Regions from separate parts of the Mus musculus genome. Here region 2 is linked to region 1. The links are chromatin loops, found by intact Hi-C in ENCODE. Cell type or tissue: left cerebral cortex. All regions are shown on one strand. Each heading gives the region's core, and the rest is flanking DNA. Links, peaks and the distances in the headings are about the cores only.

Region 1 (7,767 bases), core at 1,754-6,753:
ATGAAAAATTTTGGAAATAAATTAAAAAAAAATAGTTTGTAAGAGCCAGATGTGGTGTGGTACACATCTCCCACCTCATTACTTGGGAGACTGAGACAGGCGGATGACCACAAGTTCACTGGACTACGTACTGAGTGCAAGACAAGCTTGGGCCACATAGCAGGGCTTTGTCTCAAAGTGAAGCTAACAACTACACATAAAGAATTTTGCCCTGGGATAAGAGATGGCACAGTACATAAGAGCACTGGCTGCTCTTCCAAGGACCAGAAATTGAGTCCCAGCACCCACATTGTGGCTTGAAACCTCACAGTTACAGAGGATACAGCACCCTCTTTTGGCCTCCACAGGTACCGGGCATGTACTTGCACACAAAACACCTGGATGTATAAAATTAGAGTAAATTTTTAAAATGATGCTGTTCCCATCACTATTTTATAACAATTTAATATCAAACAATATATTTTGTTAGGTTTCTGCTTGCTTTTGTATTGTGTTTCTCCTTAAATTGGGGGAATTTTGGTTCAGTACATAATTGATGTAGAACACATTAGGTCATGGAACTCAGCTGTTTCTGCACACTGGTCAGCTGATGGGAAGGGTCACACTGAACGGGGCTGTAGCTAGAATCTGGGACAGGAATCTGCAGTATGGCTTTTACTACTATCTCCAACAAAGGCCCTGGGGGGGGGGGGCGTTCTGAAGGGGAAATCCCTAGATTAGTCATTTTTGACTGACTTCAATTTCAACGAAATAAACCCAAAAATAAGTGCCAAAGAACTTACTTTATTTTTCAGTTCAAAACTGATGAAGAAATCTGAATGTAGAAATTCTGTACACTTCTAAGTCACATTTTGTCTTAGATACCGAATGTCTCCAGCCCACATACAAGCATAAGAAACGATAAAAACGACAGCGATGTGCCTGCCATCCAGCTGCACCAAAACTTTGCCTCGTGCCATAAGTGTTTCCTGACTAATGTTCTTTTTTTCTCCTCAGAGGTCATCATCCCTGTGAAGTTAGTATTTCTCATTGTTGTGAAGGGTTTTCTACCTTAATTACATGTGTGCATCCATTATCATCTTAGAGCCGTTTTCTTGCCTTATAATTTTACATGAATAAATTAATTACATGCAGAACTCTTTGCAAACTATTTTATTCCATTCGCTATTATGCTGGTTTTCATTCAAATTGGCCTCTTACCTTTATTCTTCCTGTTTGCCCCTCTACCCCAGGGCACCATTTTGTTAATGTACTCTATGACTGAAAGACATTATTTTCTATAGCTTCCAGAAGAAACCATCAGAAAAAGGGCCCGAAATCACTCAGACTTGTTATCTTCTGTCTTCTGAAGTCCAGATCTAGCCATACCACTCATGGGCATATACTCAAAAAATGCTCCACCAAACTACAGAAACACCTGCTCTACTATGTTATAGCAGCCTTATTTGTAATAGTCAGAAACTAGAAACAACTCAGGTGTCCATCAACTGAAGAATGGATCAAGTGTGGTACATTTACACAATGCGATATTACTCAGCTATTAAAAACAAAGACATCGTGAAATTTGCAGGCAAATGGATGGAACTAGAAAAGATCATCCTGAGTGAGGTAACCCAGGCCCAGAAAGACACACATGGTATGTGCTCATTTGTAATTGGACATTAGCCATACAGTACAGGTAACTATGCTACAATCCACAGACATTGAAAGAACAGTAAGCATTTTTATCCAGTTCTTCCACATTGCTTTTTCAGACAGGGTCTCTCGTGGGCCTTAACTTGCCCAATAGGCTTAGCTGTTTAGCCAGGGATCCCAGAGGCTCTCTGTACTGGCATTAGGACCTCACAGCACCACATCAGGTTTCTTAATGTGGACTCTAGAAACTGAACTCGAGCCCACAGCCTTAGGAGAAAAGCACCTTACAAAGCTGTGGCTCCACACTGCCCTTTAAACAATATCGTATTGTCTCATATTGCCATCGCTTTCTGATGGCTTTAACGGTTTCAAACATACCCTGTCTTTAGCCGTGATCTCAAATAAGTGAAGCTCTTGAGCAGGGGCCTGATGCCTTTTGACTTTGTGTTGATTCATGCTTATGATGCCCTGTTCCCTCCGTGTCTAGCTATGTTTAACTGTGGATTCATTTTTATTGTGGTGGATGGTACATGCATGTGCATTCCAGATGCGTGAGGGCACTCAGGCCAGGAAAGCCACTCATGAGTCTCTGTCAGGAGCAGAGGAATTTACCTATGGAAATCCAAGAGGCAGCCTTCTGAGAGGCCTGGCCTGAGGGTAGTAGCCCTGCCATCATGATCAGGATGTGACTGGTAACCCTCCCCCTCCATCTCCTTTGTATATTGGAGACTTGTATCAGCTCAGGGGTATCCTCTGGGAGTGGTTCCCTCTAGATCTGTGTAGTTTTTTAGATCTTGCTTTATTTGGAGTTTATTCAAATGTTTTAATTTTTTATCACTATTATTATGACTTATCAACACCTATCTAGGTACTTTGCACTGGGGGAGGGGGCAGGTTTTACACACACACACACACACACACACACACACACACACACACAGTCACTAATGTAAATTTAAAACAGGACCTTGATAGGATATGTCAAGAATACCCAAGCACCTAAAGCCACTATATTCCCGCCCTCACTTTCCTGTTTTACTGGGTTTTGACCCAGCCATACTGTGTTTTTTAGTTGCTCCACCAGAGGAGTCAAGACTAGTTAGTCAAGATTGACTTCTAGAGTCATAAAAATTCTTAATGGGTTATTTTGGAGTCACGGAATCATTTTCTATAGCTTGGTCTTGAGAAAGTATCCAAAGGAAAAGTGAAAAAAAAAAGTTTTCCATAACTTCAGGGGTTGTGGAGTAATGAAAGCTCACACCAAATGCCAAAATGATAATTCGCCCTGTACCTCTGTGCTCCTCACCCCCCAAAGCGCTAGCACTTCAGGTTACAGCAACTAATCCTCAGGGGCACCAGAAAAGTCCAGCTTCCCTCCCCTTCTCCCCCTGACTCGCCTCTAATTAATCTGCCTGCAGTGTGGACCTCGGTGGTTTAACATTGTGCAACCTCTTCAGCTCCCTTGCCCTCCCACCCAACCCCCTCCCCCAAATCCAGGGGAACTCCCTCGCGCTGTGCCACCGACATTAGTCATTCATCCCGCTCATGCTTTGGAGCGTTTATTAAGGGCTTCACTCCTGCCTCACACTATCTCTCCCGGGCTCAAACTCGGATCACTGTAGAGTCTCGCTTCTTCCCCTGCGGCTGCGAAGCAAATTTCGCCTCTCCAGCAATGCACCTCCCTGCGATCCTGCTTTGTGCTCTCTGGTCTGCAGTAGTGGCTGAGACCTCGGATGACTACGAGCTCATGTATGTGAATTTGGACAACGAAATAGACAATGGACTTCATCCCACCGAGGACCGTAAGTTCATTTTTAACTCTCTCAGCGTATCAAAACTACATAACTCACTTTTTGGGGGGCGCGATTAACATAATTAACATAGATAGCCAATGAAGCAAGCTAAAATTATACTTTATTTGTGAAAGCAAGGACTGGGGGAAAAAAGGAAAGCAAGAAAGCAAGGACTATCTGAGAAAAGCCAGAGGTTTTAAATTATTTTTGTAACATTTATGATGAGTTAAGTTATACGAAATCTTTAACTGTTTTTAGCTATATTAATGGCATTTTCTCAGTTAGTTTAACATGTCCTATAAAGAATAGTCCTGTGTCATCTTTGAGTTTACACGCACGCTGTTTTCAGAGCTATCCTTAGAAGGAGAGCGGTTGCTGGGGACAGGCTGAAACTTGGAGTCACCAAGAGTGCAACCCATGGCCACCCAGGACAAGCTGATAACACTTGTGTGTGTCCTGCGTTCTAGCCACGCCATGCGACTGCCGCCAGGAGCACTCGGAGTGGGACAAGCTGTTCATCATGCTGGAGAACTCGCAGATGCGGGAGGGCATGCTGTTGCAGGCCACCGACGACGTCCTCCGTGGAGAGCTGCAGCGGCTGCGGGCAGAGCTGGGGCGGCTGGCGGGCGGCATGGCGAGGCCGTGCGCAGCCGGTGGCCCCGCAGACGCCAGGCTGGTGCGGGCGCTGGAGCCGCTGCTGCAGGAGAGCCGTGACGCGAGCCTCAGGCTGGCGCGCCTGGAGGACGCGGAGGCGCGGCGACCCGAGGCGACAGTGCCTGGCCTAGGCGCTGTGCTGGAGGAACTGCGGCGGACGCGCGCCGACCTGAGCGCCGTGCAGAGCTGGGTCGCCCGCCACTGGCTGCCCGCAGGTAAGCCCACGGTCGGCTCTGTCCCTAGAGGCAAGCTTTTGTGGGGACCCTCACACTCAGAGCCCCAGTACTTTTCATAGGCACACTCACAGAGCTCACACCACGCCAGGCAGGCTCATTGCCTTTTAAAAGTATTTCCAAGCCCGAGGAACCCAAAAGAAAAAAACGAGGATTTAAACCATCAGTCTGGAAGTTGACGTCAGAGGTTCCTGATACCGGATCCGACCAGATATTGAAGGAGTCCATTGGCAGGTGTTTAACAGTGACCCTCCTCGCTGCCCCGAGTCCCTCCGTTAGGGATTTCCAAGTCTTCTAATTTTATCCCGTCACTTTCTTTAGGCCAGCTCCTGTTTCCTCCGACTATTTCAGGGCCCTGGCTAACTTCAGCGACTTTCCCAGCCCCTTGGCCGACTCCTCCCCCTCTGCTCCTTCTGAGTTGACTGGAGCCTAATTGGATCTCCTGCAGACTCAGCAGAATCCCTTCAGGGTTCCCTCATCCCAGTTTAGTTCCACAGTGAAGGTCAAGGGGGGCATGCTTTATAAAGTCAGGCGCAGGAGTCAGAGGGAGTAGATGACGGCTTTATCCAGTCCCCCAGGACCACACAAGAAAGGGACTATTCAGACTGTGCAACTTGTCAAAGCCCCACATGAACTCCATAAAACTCCCAACTGATGAGGGCCCCTTTGGTATACTCTTAAAAGCTAACAAAACAGGAAGAACATTGGAGCCTAGTAATTCGGGTTCTTAAGTCAAATTTCTGACGGGAGCAGTGATGTTTTGTTGTAGATTATTCTAGAAAATTAGTGCCCTATGCAGACAAATAGCCCTGGTACTCCTCATGAGTCTCAGAAACAATGACAAGCAATACCACCCTATGCCATATTTCCAATGAAATGAAGCTTATTGGATGGGGTAGGAGGAAGGACACTCCAGAGCACAGTTCATTCCTTTATAGAAACTATCCTACAATCAGTCCCTCCTATCTACTTGAGCTATAGGGGTCATGCCCTTAAGTTCAAAGCACAATTCTTCAGACAAAAAGCATAAATCAACCCTAAAGCAAACCCTCTATGTGATAACTTTGTGACAATTTTAAATGCATGGATTTTTTTGTTTGTTTGTTTTGCAAGCTCTGTAGAGTCATGCACATATAATGTGCCCCTTAAAGGAAGAATTACTTTGTCTCCTCATCTGTTAGAAAATGTATACATTTCCGAATTCTAAACTGTTGTTGGTGCTTACTAGCCAATCATACTTGCACCTACAGTCTTTGACTGGTCCTCTCTTTCTCTCCTGCCAACTTGGTCCCCAGAGGACACCTAATTATGTTGTGGTCTGCCTCCTAAGAACCTGGTTTTCATTTTGCTTGGTCTCTGATAATATAATTACAAAGACTTATTAGTTGAAAGCCACTTCATGAGAGAGTTCCTGACATTTCAAAGACGTCTCAAGGGCCTCCTTCACTGTTCTGCACAAGAACCCCACACAATCTGCTAACATACTACTTTACGGCATGAACTCAGGTAGCTACCATGGCCGACAGGGATGCTGGGTCTCCCAGAGACAGTCATGGGCAGCCCTGGAATGTAATCTGCACTGCCTGGCCTTATTTAAACAGGAAGGCAGTTAATTAGGTTGTAGTCAATGCCCCCTTGGACTGTATTTTGAACTTACAGAGGCCAGGAGATTCCAAATGCACAGAAATGAGTCTTTTGTTTCCAAAATCATTATTTGATTGAATTGTTGTAGCTAGAGGAAGAATCCTACCTTGAAAATGCCTCATTTAAATTTTTTTCATGAATGGTTAGAATTTTTTTAAAGAGTTCTGTTATCATTTGGGGGCATTGCTACCATGGTTGCTCTTATACAATTTTTCTATATTTCAATTTTTCTTTGACTATCACTAAAAGATATGGTCTATGTTTGTTTGATAGTTTTTGGACTGAGCCTAGCTCGGAGCCACTAATGGGAATTTACTAAACTTTATAGGACATTTGATATCCACATGTTCTACTGAATTACCAGCTAGTGCTTAAATGTTCTGGGAGTGACTTTTCAAAGCTTCCTCATAGCATCTCCTTTGGGTTATTATAAAGAGAACATCTAGCCTACCTTAGTTTTTTTCAGATACACCGAGAAGCAGAACCCCTATATTCAAGGCCTTAGCACTTCCCAAGTCTTCACCTTGGCATCTTATCTGGGGATGCAGCCTCAAGAGCAGCAGAGGTTGGGTAGATGAGTCTCGTGTCCATGTTCAAGGCCCATGTCTTCTGAATGTTCTCAGCAGAAACACAATCTCTTATAAAAGTCTTCAGAAAAATTCCCTTTTTAAAAGCATTTTCTATAGTGGTGTGACTATAAAATTTATAAGTTTAAAAGCATATTCTTGGCCTGCCTAGATTTGAGTGCAGTATACTTGTAACTTACAGACTTGCAGTCCTGGGTCATATCCCCCCTTAAGTATAGACAACACTAAAGGCTGATAAGATTATAAACTTCATCAAAACCTGTATGATTCTCACTAGCAGTAAATTATTCAGAATTCAGGTCTTCTATTAAGAGGCAATATAATGTGTTGGCCTCTGCCAGCAGACCAACCAAACTAAAGCCCGAGCTTTAAAATTTAGCTACTACAGAAGCATAGGTTATTTTGCCTCAGTTTTCCCACCCATAAATTGGGATTAAGAAGACTTCAAAAGCAAGTATGAAGATGTATTAAGGTGATGGACAAATTGGTTAGAACACTATCTGGGACATAGGAAGTACCTGATAAACACCAGTCATCATTACTACACTTTGCTTCCTGTCAAAGCTCAGTTTGCAAGTGGTCCTGGTGTGCACAGCAGTAATTTCAGTCCCTTGAAGGTGGAGACAGGAGAGTCAGAAGCTAGAAGTTATCCTTAGCTATATGTACAATGGTCAGTCCAAGCTACATGAGGACTTGTTTCACACAGCCAATAATAATGGTAAGACACTGTAGTTTCCTATAAACTCTGAAAAGGTACCAATATCCAAGATCATATGGTATATGAAACTGTATTCCCTAGTGACATGGCTCTTCTAAAACATTATTTTAAAAGACGTGCTGATAATGGCTACCTAGACTGAGCTAGGTCCATTGATTTTTATAGATTTACTGTTTTAAGATCATGGCAAAGCTAAGAAGGGAATAGAATAGTTTCTTAAAAAGTACTTAGAAACAATAGAATCTTCTGAAATTGTGATTCAACAGTTCAATAAAAGACATAGAAAGAAAAGCAGATTGAATGGGAAATGATTATTCAACATAGTTTTGGTTATTTGTGGGTTGAGTTGGCACTTTCTTTCTGTTTGCAAATGTCTTTACTTAGTTGCTTTACTGAATAAGCCAAGCTTTTCTTCCTTACTTTTACTTTCTTTGCTCTGTAGAGATCAGACTGGAGGCCCCATGAGTCATAACACAGCAGTGTATATAGTTATCAAATATAGT
Region 2 (7,767 bases), core at 1,347-6,346, 140 kb before region 1:
GCAATTTGCAAATTTGTCTGGAATAACAAAAAACCTAGGATAGCAAAAAGTCTTCTCAAGGATAAAAGAACTTCTGGCGGAATCACCATGCCAGACCTAAAGCTTTACTACAGAGCAATTGTAATAAAAACTGCATGGTACTGGTATAGAGACAGACAAGTAGACCAATGGAATAGAATTGAAGATCCAGAAATGAACCCACACACCTATGGTCACTTGATCTTCGACAAGGGAGCTAAAACCATCCAGTGGAAGAAAGACAGCATTTTCAACAATTGGTGCTGGCACAACTGGTTGTTATCATGTAGAAGAATGCGAATCGATCCATACTTATCTCCTTGTACTAAGGTCAAATCTAAGTGGATCAAGGAACTTCACATAAAACCAGAGACACTGAAACTTATAGAGGAGAAAGTGGGGAAAAGCCTTGAAGATATGGGCACAGGGGAAAAATTCCTGAACAGAACAGCAATGGCTTGTGCTGTAAGATCGAGAATCGACAAATGGGACCTAATGAAACTCCAAAGTTTCTGCAAGGCAAAAGACACTGTCAATAAGACAAAAAGACCACCAACAGATTGGGAAAGGATCTTTACCTATCCTAAATCAGATAGGGGACTAATATCCAACATATATAAAGAACTCAAGAAGGTGGACTTCAGAAAATCAAATAACCCCATTAAAAAATGGGGCTCAGAACTGAACAAAGAATTCTCACCTGAGGAATACCGAATGGCAGAGAAGCACTTGAAAAAATGTTCAACATCCTTAATCATCAGGGAAATGCAAATCAAAACAACCCTGAGATTCCACCTCACACCAGTCAGAATGGCTAAGATCAAAAATTCAGGTGACAGCAGATGCTGGCGAGGATGTGGAGAAAGAGGAACACTCCTCCATTGTTGGTGGGAGTGCAGGCTTGTACAACCACTCTGGAAATCAGTCTGGCGGTTCCTCAGAAAACTGGACATAGTACTACCGGAGGATCCAGCAATACCTCTCCTGGGCATATATCCAGAAGATGCCCCAACAGGTAAGAAGGACACATGCTCCACTATGTTCATAGCAGCCTTATTTATAATAGCCAGAAGCTGGAAAGAACCTAGATGCCCCTCAACAGAGGAATGGATACAGAAAATGTGGTACATCTACACAATGGAGTACTACTCAGCTATTAAAAAGAATGAATTTATGAAATTCCTAGCCAAATGGATGGACCTGGAGGGCATCATCCTGAGTGAGGTAACACATTCACAAAGAAACTCACACAATATGTATTCACTGATAAGTGGATATTAGCCCCAAACCTAGGATACCCAAGATATAAGATATAATTTGCTAAACACATGAAACTCAAGGAGAATGAAGACTGAAGTGTGGACACTATGCCCCTCCTTAGATTTGGGAACAAAACACCCATGGAAGGAGTTACAGAGACGGAGTTTGGAGCTGAGATGAAAGGATGGACCATGTAGAGACTGCCAATACCAGGGATCCACCCCATAATCAGCATCCAAACGCTGACACCATTGCATACACTAGCAAGATTTTATTGAAAGGACGCAGATGTAGCTGTCTCTTGTGAGACTATGCCGGGGCCCAGCAAACACAGAAGTGGATGCTCACAGTCAGCTAATGGATGGATCATAGGGCTCCCAATGGAGGAGCTAGAGAAAGTAGCCAAGGAGCTAAAGGGATCTGCAACCCTATAGGTGGAACAACATTATGAGCTAACCAGTACCCCGGAGCTCTTGACTCTAGCTGCATATATATCAAAAGATGGCCTAGTCGGCCATCACTGGAAAGAGAGGCCCATTGGACTTGCAAACTTTATATGCCCCAGTACAGGGGAATTCCAGGGCCAAAAAGGGGGAGTGGGTGGGCAGGGGAGTGGGGGTGGGTGGATATGGGGGACTTTTGGTATAGCATTGGAAATGTAAATGAGTTAAATACCTAATAAAAAATGGAAAAAAAAAATAAATGCTTATGCCTGCAAAAAAAAAAAAAAAAAAAAAAGAAAGAAAGAAGGTTTTATGTGTGCACGAGCGTGCGCGCGCGCGCGCGCGCGCACACACCCACACACACACCCACACACACACACACGATTGGAAGTACAGAGATAGGTCCATCTGCGTATTTCTCAATTCTGTATAAGTTTCTCCCAAGCTGGCTTTCTGTTAGTCACTAGCTGCCCCAGGGGGTGTGACCTGGGGAATCCCAGCCAGGTTTGAGGAGCTGCATCCACAGACTGTCAAGGTCAGCCTGCCAGCATAGGGCGTAGGTGTGCAGAGAAGGGAAATTACTATTCAGCTCTGCAGAAGCCTGGCGTTTCTCAGGTGTAAACTCAACACCAGCTTAAACCTTAGGCACGGCGGTAAGCTCAGTGGACCCCGTTATACGTGGAAGAGTTCAGTTTTGGAGGAAAAACAGCCACGGAAATCTACCCCAACCCCTTCCTCTTTTTCTTGCCTTGTGTTTCGTCCCCCACCCCTCCACTTCCTCTCCAGCTGTGAACTGACTGGGTAATGGAAGATGACCTTGAACATCTGTCTTCCTGCTTCCACTTCCCAGGTGGTGGGGTGCAGGAGTGTGCTACTGCGCCTTGTGCTGGGATGGAACCTGGGTCATTCACACTGGACACATACTCCACCTACTTTCCAGCCCTTCTCTAGCTTTTTTTTTTTTTTTAAGGTTTTATGCTCTCATTTTTTTTCCCCGTTTACTTACTTAATTATGTTGAATATTTTTCATAACTATTGGGTGAGCCTTTCTCTTTCTTTGTGGCCCCTCCACCTTTTGCTTTACTGCACTTTGAGTAACATTTTAATTTTATCTTTTTTTAAAAAAGCTTTATGTTTCTAGTTTTTGTTCCCCTTCTTATATTTTTAATTTTCTCATTGCTTTAAATTAACATTTTAGGTTAACATGCAAATAAGGGGTTTCTTCATGGCACCATCATACTTATTAATGTTTTTCCTAGATAAATATTTTCCCTTTATTATCCTCCCCCTCCCTTCTTTCTCTTCCTCTTGACAACATTCTTGCCTGTCTTCTGCTTCCCCTCTATTGATTTAACCCCTGTTACACTCTGCATCCTTTCCTTTGCTTCATTAATTTGCTGGTTCTACATTTACCCTATAGACTTTTAACTTCATGATACACTTGACATGAGTTTTGCTATTTTCTGCTCTGTGGTCACTAGTGGGATTATATTGATTTCAAGTATATTTCTCAGTCTCGCTCAGCGTGCGGTGCTGCTGTCACAGTGTTTGTTTTATTTTGTCTAAGTGGTGCTAAAGTTTGAGCCCTCAAGGGAAGGTTGACCATTAACTAGATCCCCACATACAGCCAGGGAAAGCTGAGTCAGCATCCGTCAGAGGTGCCGCACAGCACACTTATTACTGCAGTGTTCCCAACAGCCACACTGTGGAGGCACCCTGGAATGGATGAAGAAAGTGCCATCTAGACACGAAGGAGAAGAAAATTATTTTATTCTCAGAAAAGTGTATATATATACATATTTATATATATATTCTAGCTTTAACAAACCTACAAGCAAACACACACACACACACACACACACCACACACACACACACACAAGGGGGACTACTATTGGGAAAGGAGGAAGATCTAGCTTTAATAAAGCTATATGCACACACACACAGAGGGACAGGGAGAGGGGAACGGGGAGAGGAGGAGGGGGAGGGGGAGGGCGAGAAAACTACTGGGGAGGAGGGAGAGCAACAAAGCCAGAGGAGGTGAAGGGAGGTTAGCTAGGTTAACATGAGCAAGTTACAATGATGGGTATGTTTGAGAATGTCATGATGAGATCCATTATTTTGTATACCAACTAAAAATAGTTAATTTAAAAGTCAGTAAAACATCAGATTTTGTTTTTGAGACAGAATCTCCCAAGGTAGGCCTGGCTGGCCTCTAACTCACAATCCTCCTGCTTTAGTCTTGAAAATGCTGGGACCTTCTAAACTCTGTATTTCAGAAACAATTCCAACTTTCTATCCTGGCTATGCAGCCGCTGACATGACTCACAAACTGCTTAGTCACCCACCTATCTGTCAGTGTGTGTCACACACGGCTGTGTGCTAGGCCGGGACCAATACATGGTTTCCCTTGTAGTTTACTGTCATGGGGGAAGACTCATGTAAATACGCCACATGCAATGCAGACATGTTGGCAGAGACAGAAAGAGCAAAGGGAAGGAGAGTTTATCCAGCCTTAGAGTAGAGGTGTGTGTGTATGTGTGTGTGTGTGTGTATGTGTGTGTGTGTGTATGTGTGTGTATGTGTGTGAGTATGTGTGTATGTGTGTATGTGTGTGTGTGTCTGTGTGTGTGTGTATGTGTGTATGTGTGTGTGTATGTGTGTATATGTGTGTGTGTCTGTGTGTGTGTGTGTGTATGTGTGTGGTGCTGCATAGAGCTGGAAGTCAAAAAATGAGGAGGAAGAATGGGATAGAATTTTAGGACGATCAACTATCTGGGTTGATGAGCACGTGTTTATATCCTTATGGATAATTCAGAGTACCAGAACAACAAGCTGAGGCTCAATTTTATGTAATTATCCCATACACAATAGTCACCAAAGCATATAATATGATCTGTGAAGTTGTGTACTACAGTGTTGTGGGTAATACAATCTGTGAAGGGTATTCAACACTGTTGTGCTGTTTTTGGCACTCAAACAATACTTAGCATAGAAGCCTGTGCTCAAATGTGTGTTGTAGGAGGAAAGAGACAAGACAGGCCCAATGCTGCATAAATCCAAAATGGGTTCTTTCGTTGTGCAGTTCTACAAAATTAAATAGTGAAGTCTCACATTAGTGGACTCTCAAGCTCTTTGTGGGCATATGAACTGGCTCTATTCATGGCATTTGGCATGGAAAGGCATCTGGCCCACAGGAATGGTGTGCACAGAAGGAGAGCCACACCACAGCCCCCAGTTGTCTTTGGTGTCTGAAGCTAACCTCACCACCATGAAGGCCGCTCCACACTGATTGTATTTAGACACCCCTACTGTTTGTTTGTGTGATAGAAAGGGCAGCATGCTCTCATACAGCAAATATTTAGAATCAGTTCTACAGAAGAATCATGATACAATATTATTCAAAAAGGAATTCTCCCATTTTCTTTTAGAATCCAGGGAGACTTCTACTGACAACCACATTCAAATTCTAAATATCAAATGACTCAGAGAGTGACTCTGTTGGGGATTATTCAGATTTATGGAGGATGTGAGTGCCAAAATTCTGAGCTTTTCCTTCTTTCTCCTCTCCCCCCGCCCCCCCCCCCCTTTTTTTTTTTGCAAGAACTAAGTCACCTCACATGCTTTAGGCGGCAAGAGTGAGTGAGAGCCATGACCTACTTCTCCTTCTTAAAAAAAAAAAAAAAAAAAAAAAAAAGTGGCAGGCTGTAAGTCCTGACAGCCCCAGGGAAGCCTTCTGCCTTCTTTTACTGTTACAGGTCCTGCGGTTCCAAGACTCACTGGCAGCTGTAAAGAGGCTTTGCATCGTTTTCCAGAAGTCAGTTACGTTTGGCTACATCTTCTTGCTCAACCTCTGTTCTCTCATTAACTGGAGTAATGGGTTCTGTGGGGTCAGCAGACAGGTCTCAGAGGGTTTCTGAGTTATTTCTGGGATTTGGAAATCATCTGCTTTGTACCTTTGTAAGATGACTATTAGAACTGAGTCAGCTATTGGACTGCAAATAGTTTCTGTTGTAATCATTGGGCCACATGGAACAATTACCCACTGATTACCACATCAAAGTTCCCGCTCTTGTAAAACAAGTCAGAGAAAAAGATCACAGCTAAACAATTAAACTTCCTTTGTCTTTACTGCACACTAGAACATTGTGGAATAATTGTTATAGGGGTTTCTAAAATTCCATGTTTTAATTTGGACCGGCTTTAGAGGTTGAAATTTCAATTTCTGAAATCAGCTTATCTTGAAGAAAATACCAGATCTACCAGTAGGACGTATGTGAGGTGACAATACAAGCTAGTTCATGACTGTTGGCTTCTGAAATAGCAGTAGAGCCTTAGTCTGGACATTCTAAGAAATACTTTATATTTCTGAATTTCTTTCCTGATGGCTAATTTACTTATGATTTGTTCCTTATTTATGGAGAGGCTGGATAGCAGTTAAAAAATATTGGAACACAGACTATATGTGGACAATTACTGTATTATTAGTTAGTCCCTGTGGGAGAAAATGCAAAAATCAGCTTATTTAGTCATTTCTATTAGAATCTGTGCTGTGGTCCTTGGGTGGGGCCTGGTGGAAGATGAGAGAGGCTGAGCATACCTCCCTAATAGTACAAGTGCCCATGTCCACTGGCATACCAAGTGACACAAACAAAGGATCCTTGAAAACTAGTGAGCCTCAGAATGGATCCGGAACAGGGTGCTGGCTGCGTCCCTGTCTTTACGGAAGTCCCCTTGGGCACTGGCAGCCTGGCACCTCCCCATAGTGACAATGGGATAGTTGGCTACTACAGACTTTGTGTCAATTCTCCATTGGTTCAAAGGTTATATTAAAAATGCTTGCTTCTGTGCAATAGAGCAGATCTGCACCTGGATGCTGGTCTCCGGAGTCTTGTTTCCTGGGTTTACAACTCCACCTCCCTCAATCCCTTCTGGATCCTGGTTCCTACAAGAGTCCAATCCAACCGTCTTTAGAGTCCTCCTCTCACAGCTGGCAGGGAATCTGACCCAAAGCAGGCACAAATAGAGCCCAGGGCTGTGCACAGTACACAGCTGGACATAATTCAGCCAGGTGTGAGGCTGGCCATTTGGTTTCTAATGTGGTGAGTTCTCTTATGGAAGAAACAGGACCAAACTTCTCTTACCAGGCTCTCAATGCCCTAACTATGGTATCGTGATGTGTATTTGATATGGTTAAATCATCTTCACAGTCTTGAAGCACTGCATTTTAATATCAAGGAATTTTTGACTTTGCCATTTCTAAATATTATGTACACATTCATCCATTCAGTATGTATTTACGGTATGTTAAGGAACACAAGAAGGGTGCAAGATTTTTCTCATAGAATGCTCTTAGCTCTAATTGGATTGTGGATCCCTTCTAAAGCAGAGGCTCCTTACTGTCTTCATCTTTCTGTCTCCAGGCACCCTGTAGAAGACACACAGCCCATGTGCAAGGCACACACTGCATATGTGAATAATGGGCTGCAATTAGGCTGACTGTTCATGCCCACAGCATGAACATGTTCATTTGTATGTCTTAGTCATCTTTCACATTGGAATTTAAGTGCAACAGGAATGCAAATGCCGCCTCCCGGAAGAATACATTTGGCTGCAGGATGACGCTAGACCTTTTGCTTAGATCAAATATATAATTTATGTGCCTATATAAAAAGAAGATGAAATCAACAACATATATAAACTCTCCAGGGGCTCACGAATGTGAGAATTACAGTTTAGAAGAGGATTTCTCTCCGTCTCAAATCCTCTTTCATGTAGCCCAAGGAAATGAGCAAAGAAATTCAGACACACTGAAGTTTTCAGGGCTAAACATTTTGATCCAATATGTTCTGCTGTAAAGTATTTGGCCTTGTTAGAGTGCTTATCAGCCTGTGTTCCCAGTCTGTGCTTCATGGTGGGAAAAACAAATAAGACAGTGATGTGCAAAATGTTCTTTTCAAGTGTGTGGCAGCGAATTTGAGAAAATACATATTAAAGGAACGCCTTGTACCATTTAGCCCCTTTCCTGGGGCCTCCCTCAGTCAGCC

Evidence for each region. A loop is a pair of places that touch in the nucleus more often than their neighbours do. Peaks named below come from ENCODE experiments on the same cell type or tissue, not always from the same donor. Only the 100,000 strongest peaks of a DNase experiment are listed, where the experiment ranks them.
Region 2: a loop joins it to region 1, with 2.0 times the contacts of the local background. A loop is called at or near these places in 1 of 42 quality-filtered maps.

What each region holds. Positions count from the first base shown.
Region 1 is chr3:66,216,755-66,224,521 of GRCm38, forward strand. All of the region lies in intron 4 of Veph1 (ventricular zone expressed PH domain-containing 1), which reads right to left. It overlaps Ptx3 (pentraxin related gene), which reads left to right and starts at 3,133. Exons shown (of 3, transcript NM_008987.3): 1 at 3,133-3,437; 2 at 3,896-4,297. The coding sequence starts at 3,308. In left cerebral cortex, for the core only: CTCF peaks have their summits at 3,974 and 4,173; DNase peaks (open chromatin) are centred at 3,319, 3,940, 4,105 and 4,684; H3K4me3 peaks cover 1,505 bases.
Region 2 is chr3:66,075,989-66,083,755 of GRCm38, forward strand. All of the region lies in intron 12 of Veph1 (ventricular zone expressed PH domain-containing 1), which reads right to left. Among named protein-coding and RNA genes, the nearest start is that of Ccnl1, 120 kb to the left of the region's middle. In left cerebral cortex, for the core only: a CTCF peak has its summit at 2,273; DNase peaks (open chromatin) are centred at 4,063, 4,894, 5,172 and 5,490; H3K27ac peaks cover 564 bases.